Regions from separate parts of the Homo sapiens genome. Here region 1 is linked to region 2. Evidence: read pairs that join two places in POLR2A ChIA-PET (ENCODE). Cell type or tissue: OCI-LY7. All regions are shown on one strand. Each heading gives the region's core, and the rest is flanking DNA. Links, peaks and the distances in the headings are about the cores only.

Region 1 (5,375 bases), core at 144-5,143, 49 kb before region 2:
TTGTTTCAGGAGAGGGATCAGCATGTATGAGAGCATGAGATAACATTGTGCAGTTCAGGAACTGCAAGTAGTTGAGTACAACTGAGTAAAGTTTAAATCAGGAAAATGAGTGAGATTATCCTGTGTAATTTTTAGGAAGGCTGCTTTGGCAGTGATTTTGAGGCTGGATTGCTTTTTATCCTGTGTAATTTTTAGGAAGGCTGCTTTGGCAGTGATTTTGAGGCTGGATTGCTAAGGTAAGGGGAGACTATAGGCAGAGATGAGTTATGTCATTGTTTTAAACTAGGTGAGATGTGATCAGGGCCTGAAACTAAGGTGATGAGAATAAGAGAGGGAGAGGATATTAAGATGGTAGAATTAGGCTAGGTGCAGTGGCTCATGGCTGTAATCCCAGCACTTTGGGAGGCTGAGGCAGGTGGATCACTGGAGGTCAGGAGTTCGAGACGAGCCTGGTCAACATGGCAAAATGCTGTCTCTACTAAAAATAGAAAAATTAGCTGGGCATGGTGGAGCACGCCTATAATCCCAGCTACTCATGGGGCTGAGGCAGGAGAATCGCTTGAACCCGGGAAGCGGAGGTTGCAGTGAGCCAACACCATGCCGTTGCACACCAGCCTGGGTGACAGAGTGAGACTCATCTCAAGCAATAAATAAATTAAAATAAAAAACTAGCCAGATGTGGTGCCGCATGCCTATAGTCCCAGCCACTTGGGAGACTGAGGTGGGTGGAGGATTGCTTGAGGCTGGGAGGTCCAGGCTGCCATGAGCTATGACTGCACTGCTGCACTCTAGCTTGGGCAACAGAGTGAGATGCTGTCTCAAAAAAAAAAAAGAGAGAGAGAGAGAGAAGGTAAAATTAATGGAATTTAGTGATTGACTTGGGATAAAGGAGAAGGTGCTTTGAGGTTTAGGTCACTCTGCGGAAAGTGGTACCATTTACTGAAATAGGAAAATTCAGCAGGAACAGATTGTCTTTTCGGGGAGGTGGATGTGAGAGGTAGCAGGTTGGTGTCTTACTTAAAGTATATTCTCTAAGTGGCTGCCATCTTTTCATTGGCTTTGTGGTTATGGAATAAATCAGAGTCGTGGAAGTGAGAGAGAATAGGCTAGTTTAGATTGCTATAAAGTGAAAGAAAGAGAAACTGGTAATTTAGAGAGGAACATTGAGTAAGATTTAAAAAACTTGATTATGTATATATGATGAAGGGAAAGGTCTGTGGGGCTGCCTCTTCTGTTGACACATGAGGAAAGGATGAGTACATGGGAGTATATATACTTAGACGTAAATATATGAACACATGCCTCCTATAAGCTTACGAAAATGTTGGTATAGTTTTCTTCTAGGCGATTCCAAAAGGCTTATCTGAGTCTTTTCTAGTCTGGCTCTAACCAAGAGCCCTAGTGCTTTATTTTTAAGTAGGATAAGAGAAAGCTGAGCAAGTAATTTGACCAGTGGCTTTGATTTTTCTCAGTGAAGAGGAGCAGGGTCTTCCTGGAACAAATGGGGAAGTGGTGGGGCAGTGGGGAAAGTGGGAATATGTTGGAGGACCTGCCAAGAAGGGTGGGAGAAAGTGGAATTGGGACACACAAAGAGAATTGCTAACAGCGCGGAGGCCCCAGTTATCATTGGTGCTACTGCAAATTCATAGACTCCAGTCCGCATCAGCCTAGGTGTCAGAGTAGAGAAATGAAATGGCTAGACTGACCAGGGACCCAGAAGGAGAAGGAAGCAAAAGAAAGGTAATAGTAGGAGTAATAATACTAATGGGAGTCATAGTAGAGAGCAAATGAACTGATGGTTTAGAGGCTCCTAATGAAATAGGAAAGGCAGAGTGGAACTGATATATCAGTGAAAACAGAATGGTCAGGAGACTGGAAAGAGAGGTCCTGATAAGGCTGAAGAGTCAAGTGAGAGATTAGAAAGGGAGAGTTGAAAAAACAGGATGTATTTGTTAGGGAATAGGATATGGTGGTTTAAGGTCAAGGCAGCTTTGAGGATCACGTCCTGAGAGTGGGGAACTAAAGTAGAGTGGGGTGAAAGTCTTTGACGTATATATACTTTTTTGAGACGGGTCTCGCTCTGTTGCTCAGGCTGGAGTGCAGTGGTGCGGTCACAGCTCACTGCAACCTTGACCTCCTGGGCTCAGGTGATCCTCCCACCTCAGCCTGCCGAGCAGCTGGGACTACAGGTGCACACCACCACGCCTGGCTAGTTTTTGTATTTTTTGTGGAGATGAGGTTTCCCCATGTTGCCTAGGCTGGTCTCAAACTCTGGGGCTCAAGCGATCCGCCCACCTTGGCCTCCCGAAGTGCTGGGATTACAGGCATGAGCCACTGTGCCTGGCCTAAAAGAGCCCTGTTAGGAAGATTATCCAGCATAGGTTTGCAGGATGGGTTGGAAGCGGGAACAGACCGAGAAGAACATGTCTTAATATCTCATTTTCTGGCAGCAATCTTTTTGGGTTCCTTCCGCATGCCCTATCAAGAGATTAAGAATGTCATCCTGGAGGTGAATGAGGCTGTTCTGACTGAGTCTATGATCCAGGTAAGGAGTAAGGTGGTTCTGCTGGAGCAGGCTCTTCTGTGTCGCTGGGCACTGGCCTCATCTCTGTGTAGATGAAGAGGATCCTCCTCCAGCATTGCTGACTTATGAATGCTGGCTTTGAGAAACTGCCTTTTCTCTGGTGGTCAGATTACTTCTGGTATATTTTGCAAAAGTACCCCCATCTCAGTAGCTGCCTCTCTTCTCCCACCATATGTTTCTTTCTGTATGGTCCTTGAGCAGAGTGTGGGACTGACAACAGAGTAAAAGTTGTTTAGGCTTGAGTTGTTAGCGAATTCCCCTCCAGCTGAGATGTCTCTTCTGTCTTTCAGAACCTCATTAAGCAAATGCCAGAGCCAGAGCAGTTAAAAATGCTTTCTGAACTGAAGGATGAATATGATGACCTGGCTGAGTCAGAGCAGTTTGGCGTGGTGGTGAGTGAGGCCTGTGGCAGTAAGCGGTTTTCCACCTCCTGTATTCCCCTCCCCTCTAGAGAGCAGCCTGGGCATATGCTCCTTGCCGCTTGTCTGTTTTTGAACCTGTCTTAATCTCTCTCTTCTCCCTGCTCTGGAGCTGTGATCCTCCCATAGGAGGCTCAAGCGTGTATCTTTTTCTGACTTCCCCCTCTTTTGACTGTAATGGAACTGCTTGTGTTCTTTACTAGATGGGCACTGTGCCCCGACTGCGGCCTCGCCTCAATGCCATTCTCTTCAAGCTACAATTCAGCGAGCAAGTGGAGAATATCAAGCCAGAGATTGTGTCTGTCACTGCTGCATGTGAGGAGTTACGTAAGAGTGAGAGCTTTTCCAATCTCCTAGAGATTACCTTGCTTGTTGGAAATTACATGAATGCTGGCTCCAGAAATGCTGGTGCTTTTGGCTTCAATATCAGCTTCCTCTGTAAGGTGAGCCAAAGAGGTAGGGCAGGACAACACAAGGAAGGCTGTAGCCTCTATGAGTTCAGTGTTGGCAGGAGGCCATCTTGGACATGTCAGGATTTAACAGTTTCTCCTCTTTCTCTAAGCTTCGAGACACCAAGTCCACAGATCAGAAGATGACGTTGTTACACTTCTTGGCTGAGTTGTGTGAGAATGACTATCCCGATGTCCTCAAGTTTCCAGACGAGCTTGCCCATGTGGAGAAAGCCAGCCGAGGTGGGGCAGTTTGGAATGAAGCTAGAGCCCAAAAGTCTCTGCATGGGGAGGGAAATAAGACACAGTCTAGATGTGAGAGCATTTTCAGTTCAGACTATTTCAAGTGGAAATGAGATAGGATTTAGGCATGGTGCCTAAGTCACAAGGGCAGAGCGTATGGCTGAGGAGAGATCTTTATGTGTAGAAATAGGAAGCACTCTTTCTCTTCCTAAGGAAACACCAAACACCAAAAAACAGCTAGAAAGGCAGGTGTTTTTAGTCTAGGTTAATAGTTCTTTTCATTAAGAAAACATAGACTACATTAACAAAAATTAGGCCTCACTGTCCTGGAACTAGACAAAGAAAAAGCAGCATTCACTGGAAATTGGAACAGATTTCTGCCCCCGCCTCTATATTTCTATGTATATCTCCTTCCTCCCAAACCCTGTTCTCTAAAATAAATGAGACCAAGATCTCAGGGGATTTCATAGATTCATGTTAAATTAAATGAAGTCTCTCTTCTGTTCCTAGTACTGCATACCTTGTGAAGGCTGGAGGTTCAATGATCAAATAATTTATAGTTTCACTGGAAAGATGAAAACTTAAGTATGTGACACAACTAAAGTACATAAGGAACTAAAATTATTAAGTACCAGAATGTGTGTATAGACTGAAGCTATGCTCTGAAAGGTGAAACTAAGGGGTGTTGAGGCTGGGATTATTAGTAAGCTCTTGCTGTCTGTTTTTATGGTTTTTTTTTTTTTTTTTTTTTTTAGTTTCTGCTGAAAACTTGCAAAAGAACCTAGATCAGATGAAGAAACAAATTTCTGATGTGGAACGTGATGTTCAGAATTTCCCAGCTGCCACAGATGAAAAAGACAAGTTTGTTGAAAAAATGACCATATCCTCTCTTGAAAGGAGGGAGTTGTTCCCTAGGAAGGGAAAGAAAACTTCCTGTAGTGGGGGAAAAACAGGATAGATAGGGCAGTATGCAATTTTTTTCTCTTAAAAAACTCTTTTTCTTTAAATACATAGTTTTTTGGGTTTGTTAGTATTTTGAGACAGGCTCTCTCTGTGTCACCCAGGCTGGAGTGCAGTGGTGCCATCACGCCTCACTGCAGCCTTGACCTCTTGGACTCAAACGATCCTTACCCCCTCAGCCTCCTTGGTAGCTGGGACTACAGGCATGTGCCACCAGGCCCTGCTAAACTTTTTGTAACCTTTTTTTCTTTAGAGATGGGGTCTCACTTTGTTGCCCAGGCTGCATAGTTCCTGAGAGCATTCCATTGTTGTGGAGTAGAAGCACACCATGCAGATCAACCATAAAAGTCCCACCAACTCCCCTGCCTGTACCCCGTCTCCACTACACACGCTCACACATGCTTCCCTCTCTTTCCCCTCCCCAGAGGTAACCACTGCCACTGGACTTTATTCTGATTTGCACCTCATACATTTATTTTAAACAAAAACTGCATTGTATTGTGTTTTGCACATATGTCTTGGCCATGTTTCCATAATAGTATTTATAGAAAACCTCCTTTTAGGTCAAGAGATGGAGACCATCCTGGTCAGCATGGTGAAACCCCATCTCTACTAAAAATACAAAAAAATCAGCTGGGCGTGATGGTGCGCGCCTGTAGTTCCAGCTACTTGGGAGGCTGAGGCAGGAGAATTGCTTGAACCCAGGAGGTGGAGGTTGCA
Region 2 (5,375 bases), core at 163-5,162:
CTGTCTCTGTGAATGGCACTGTCAACCACCCAGCTTCCTTAGTCAGGATCTAGGGGGATCAGCCTTGACTCATCCCTGTCCCTCACTTCCTATATCATGTCAATCAACAAGTCCTGATGATTTTATTGTAGTCAGCTCCCTCCATCTGTACTGCCACTGTGCTGGTTCAAGCATTTATCAATCTTCTCTTCAAATATTGCAATAGCTTTCAAACTATTGCAAAGAGATAAGATCTCTTTGCCTCCAGTCCCAATGTCCCCAGTCCCTTCACTTATGACTGACAGAATAATATTTCTAAAACAAAAAAACCTCATGATATATGCATATCAGTTCAAATTTCTGCAGTGACTGTCATCTATATGGAATAAAATAAAAACTCCTTGGCTTGGCCCAAAGGTAACTCAGGATCTAACTCCTGCCTACTTGCTTCACCTCATCTCCTACAAAGACTGTCTGTTTTACACGCACACTTTTTTTTTGAGATGGAGTCTCTCTCTGTTGCCCATGCTGGAGTGCAGTGGCCTGACACCAGCTCATTGCAACCTCTGCCTCCCGGGTTCAAGCAATTCTCCTGCCTCGACCTCTCAAGTAGCTGCTCAAGTAGCTGGAATTACAGGCACCCACAACCACACCTGGCTAATTTTTTGTATTTTTAATAGAGATGAGGTTTCACCATGTTGGCCAGGCTGGTTTCAAACTCCTGACCTCAAGTGATCTGCCCACCTTGGCCTCCCAAAGTGCTAGGATTACAGGCATGAGCCACCGTACCCGGCCACACACACAGTTTAAGGTTCAGTGATAATGAAATACCATAATCCCTCTGCATGGAATTTCTTGCAATGGCCCCTCCCTGCCCTGTCCTTTCCCCTTTACTGTCTGACAAGCTACTACTCAACCTTTAGATCATAGCTCAAGCATCACCACCTCTATCATTTCTTCCTTTCTCCAGGCTCATTTAGGTGTTTTTTCCCGTTTGGTCCCACTGCATCTTATGCTATGCAGATCTCCATTATCTTTTTTTTTTTTTTTTTTTGCATGTCTGTCTCATACTGTACTCTGGGTACCAGAATGATAACTTTTAATTGTTTACAGTGTCTGGCACATAGGGATGCTAATAAATGGTGAATATCAGTATTATCATTTTTAGTTCAACAAATAGTTATTGAGTACTTGCTCCATACAGGGACTTTATATGCATTACTTTTCACTCTCACAACAAGTTTGCAAAGTAGATATTCTCTTTATTTTATAGATGAGGAAACTGGAGTTTAAAGAGATTAAAAGACTTACCTAAGCTAAACAACTAATATGTACAGTACTATACTTATATTGGCAATTTCACACCAAAACAAGTACCTGGTCTGTTTTACTAGAACTGGAGCATCGTAAAGCCTTAATCTTACATATCTTTGACTTGACCTTTTTATGCCAGCCATATGATTCTCCCATCTCTAGATATTTTTTTTTTTTTTTTGAGATGGAGTGAGTTTTGTTCTTGTTGCCCAGGCTGGAATGCAACAGCATGATCTTGGCTCACTGCAACCTCTGCTTCCTGAGATAAAGCGATTCTCCTGCTTCAACCTCCCAAGTAGCTGTGACTACAGGCACCTGCCACCACATCTGGCTGATTTTTTTTTTTTTTTTTTTTTTGAGATGGAGTTTCGCTCTTTCACCCAGGCTGGAGTGCAGTGGCGCGATCTCGGCTCACTGCAACCTCCACCATCAAGCGATTCTCCTGCCTCAGCCACCACGCCTGGTGAATTTTTGTATTTTTAGTAGAGACGGGGTTTCACCATGTTGGCCAGGCTGGTCTTGGACTCCTGACCTCGTGATCCGCCCGCCTCCGCCTCCCAAAGTGCTGGGATTACAGGCGTGAGCCACCAGGCCCGGCCTGATTTTTGTATTATTAGTAGAGATGAAGTTTCACCATGTTGGCCAGGCCGGTCTTGAACTCCTGGCCTCAGGTGATCCGCTGGCCTCAGCCTCCCTAAGTACTGGGATTACAGGCGTGAGCCACTGAGCCCAGCCCCATCTCTAGATTTTTACTGAGACATAATTCACATACCATGCAAATCACATATTTAAAGTGTATAATCCAATGGTTTTCAGTGTATTTACATGTACTAAACTGATACAATCATCATCACAATCTAATTATACAAGAATTTTGTCACATCCCTCCAAAAAGAACCCAATATCTATTGAACAGCTGTAGATGTTTAAATAATAGTTGTCCAGGGGCTAGTGCTTTAGGAAGGTTTTTCCCTTAGATGACTGAAATACCATTTTATGTCTTCCTACAGTGATCTTTTAGAGCTATGCTATGTAATACTTTAAGGCTGGGAGACCTTACCATGTTTTTTAAAAAAATTGGGCCTGGCCCAATAAAGCTGGATTCTGGTTCTGCAAATACCAGAATAACACTTTACTTCACAAATATGCTAAATGATGGATTGGTAGGTTCCAGAGTACTGCTTTTCTTTTTTCTTTCTTTCTTTTTGTTTTTGAGGTGGAGTCTCGCTCTGTCGCCCAGGCTGGAGTGCAGTGGTGTGATCTGGGCTCACTGAAACTTCCACATCCTGGGTTCACTGATTCTCCCTCACTGATGCTTCCGCCTCAGCCTCTAGAGTAGCTGGGACTACAGGTATGCGCCACCATGCCCAGCTAATGTTTGCATTTTTAGTAGAGACGGGGTTTCACCATATTGGCCAGGCTGGTCTCAAACTCCTGATCTTATGATCCACCCACCTCAGCCTCCCAAAGCTGTGGTTTTCAAATTTGTCTGCACATTAGGATCAAGTGGGGACCTTCAAAAAATGATGCCTATGTCCCACCCCCAGAGACTGTGCTTTCATTTGTCGGGGTGTGGCCTGGGTTTCAGAATTTTTAAAAGGTCTCTAGGTGATTTTAATGTGCAACCAAGTTTGAAAACATTGTTCTAGGGAAAATGCCAGTTGCTTTCCAGGCTGACCAGAAGAGCGGCAGTTATTTCTTGCTGGCTTTCATGCTTTCTTAGCCTTTTCATATGTGCTTCTACTTTGTCATTTTTGGTTGTTCTCATATGTGTATTTCTAAGGTGTGTTTGAGATTTTAGGTGAGTGAGGAACTAATAAAAATAATTATAGTAATAGCTGATAATTTTTTTTTTTGAGACAGGGTCTCACTCTATTGCCATGGTTGAAGTGTAGTGGTGCAATCACAGCTGACTGTAGCTTCAACCTCCCAGGCTCAAGCAATTCTCCCACTTCAGCCTCCCAAGTAGCTGGTACCACAGGTGCATGCCAACACACCCAGCTAATGAAAACACATTTTTTTTTTTTTTTGTAGAGACAGGATCTCACTATGTCGCTCAGGCTGGTCTTGAACTGCTGGCCTCAAGCAATCCGCCTGCCTCAGCCTCCCAAAATGCTAGGAGCTGGCTAATAATTGTTTAACAGTTATGATATGCCAGGCACCATGCTAAACACTTTGCATACATTATATCATGCATGAATCTTATAAAACACTTATTATTCCCTTTTTGCATATGAGGAAGAGGCTTAGAAAGGAGATTGAGTAACTTGGCCACAGACTCCTAGTTGGTAAATGGTAGAACCTCATTTGACTAACTGCCAAATCCAAGAGTTGATAGCAATGATGCACTGAGTAACAAAATAACAGTGTTTCTCCTACAGTTGAGAGTATGTATAGGGTTCTCTCCAGGGCAAAGGCCTTGCAGTCACCTTGCATGGATACCATGCCTTGGATAGTATCCTTGCATACCACCCTGAATTAATGAATGCTTTACCTGTCTAAGGATATGAATTTATCTACCTTTCACATTGTGCATATACTTAAGAAAAATAAGGCTGGAAGGACAGGGACTAACACTGGAGGCACCAAAAAGACTCTCCTTTTGTAGTTTCTGGGATTGTTGTTGTTGTTGTTGTTATTGTTAAAGAGACATGGTTTCCCTATATTGCCTAGGCTGGAGTGCAGTGGCTATTCACAGATGTCATCCCACTACTGGATAGCACAGCAGTTTTGACCTTCTCCACTTCCAACCTGGGCCAGTTCACCCCTCTTTAGGCAACCTGATGGTCCTGCCCTCCCAAGAGGTCACTGTATTCATGCTGAACTTAGTGCAGACAGTGGATTGATCAATTGATCAGCATAGTGCACCACAGCCCAGAACTCCTGGGCTCAAGCAATCCTCCCACCTCAGGCACTGAGCAGCAAGAACTACAGGTGCACACCACTGAGTCTGGCTACTTTATGTTTTCTTGGGTTGCCTAGATTTATTTTTGAAATAAATTATTACTTTTATAATTAAAAATGGTTATCTTTGGGTTTGGAGATTATAGTTTTAATTTTTTAAATACTTTTCTGTATTTTCTGAATTTTCTAGCAAACATGCATTACTGTTATAAGGTAAAAATATTTTGTAAGCAGGGTGCACATCATTTCCAGTAGAATGCTTGAAATAAAATTTAAAGGATGCCTGGAATTTCATTTCATTCATAAAAAATTATCTGAGAATGAGGTACACGATCTGTATAAACAAAGGAAAATTATCAAAAAGCTATTAGTTTTAATACAAATGTCACAATCACTTGAAAGGTGGAGGAATGAGGTAGTTTTTGTATTCCTAGAAGCTGCCACTGGTTAGAGGTATCCAGCAGCTTATTCCTAATGTAAATGATACCAAGCTAAACTCTGATCGCTGAGATCTTGTGTTTTAGCTTAACCATCCCTTAGCAAGATTGGTTAGTTGTGATAGCAAAAGAGTGCTGAGGATGTGAATTAGGTCCACAGATGAGTCAAGTATCTTCCCCCTGAAATGGGACCACAAACCACACTCTGGCAGGCCACCATCTCACAAAGGCACTAACTTTGATCTAGGAAGGGCCAGTTGAAAGTGTGAATGCATCACCAGGAAAACATCTTCATCACTAAAAAAACAGCTCCATTCCTTCCTCAATATGATGTAGGAATAAAAAAGCACTAACAGGGTCAAGCATGACTTGCTAAACCTTACCTGTCCGGGAGGGGCGCTCTCTGCACCCAACACCTGCCTATAGAACACCGGATCACAGCTCCGCAGCGTGTTCTGGCGGCTGGCCAGTGGACTGGCTGCACCAGGTTTCTTCAGCAGCGGGTCGCTGCGGCGGGAGTCCGTGGTGAGATACACCTGATGGTAAAGGTGCGGCGACATCAGGCCTCCCCGCACGGCGTCCGCGTGCAAGGAGGGCCCTGGTGTTCGGTACAGTGAGCTCACCGGGGCTCGGTATAGGTCTCTAGACTGCTTCCACTTGTAAACTTTGAATATGATTACTCCGAACACTGTGACCACAAACCCCACAGAAACCAGGATTAGAGAAAGAAGTAGATAAAAG

Evidence for each region. Peaks named below come from ENCODE experiments on the same cell type or tissue, not always from the same donor. Only the 100,000 strongest peaks of a DNase experiment are listed, where the experiment ranks them.
Region 1: POLR2A ChIA-PET joins it to region 2 with 12 read pairs; 15 of 35 experiments call an interaction of 5 or more read pairs at or near these places.

What each region holds. Positions count from the first base shown.
Region 1 is chr5:141,526,773-141,532,147 of GRCh38, reverse strand. DIAPH1 (diaphanous related formin 1) reads left to right here. Exons shown (of 28, transcript NM_005219.5): 20 at 2,451-2,545; 21 at 2,875-2,976; 22 at 3,207-3,446; 23 at 3,566-3,695; 24 at 4,451-4,575. Among named protein-coding and RNA genes, the nearest start is that of DIAPH1-AS1, 29 kb to the left of the region's middle. In OCI-LY7, for the core only: no CTCF peak of the experiment used is centred there; DNase peaks (open chromatin) are centred at 2,147 and 2,887; H3K4me3 peaks cover 4,229 bases; H3K27ac peaks cover 4,524 bases.
Region 2 is chr5:141,478,189-141,483,563 of GRCh38, reverse strand. The region is part of intron 1 of PCDHGA1 (protocadherin gamma subfamily A, 1); the gene reads right to left. All of the region lies in intron 1 of PCDHGA2 (protocadherin gamma subfamily A, 2), which reads right to left. The region is part of intron 1 of PCDHGA3 (protocadherin gamma subfamily A, 3); the gene reads right to left. All of the region lies in intron 1 of PCDHGB1 (protocadherin gamma subfamily B, 1), which reads right to left. It also overlaps PCDHGA4, PCDHGB2, PCDHGA5, PCDHGB3, PCDHGA6 and PCDHGA7, and 12 more genes. Among named protein-coding and RNA genes, the nearest start is that of PCDHGC4, 4.2 kb to the left of the region's middle. In OCI-LY7, for the core only: a CTCF peak has its summit at 5,006; a DNase peak (open chromatin) is centred at 2,593; H3K4me3 peaks cover 3,487 bases; H3K27ac peaks cover 2,664 bases.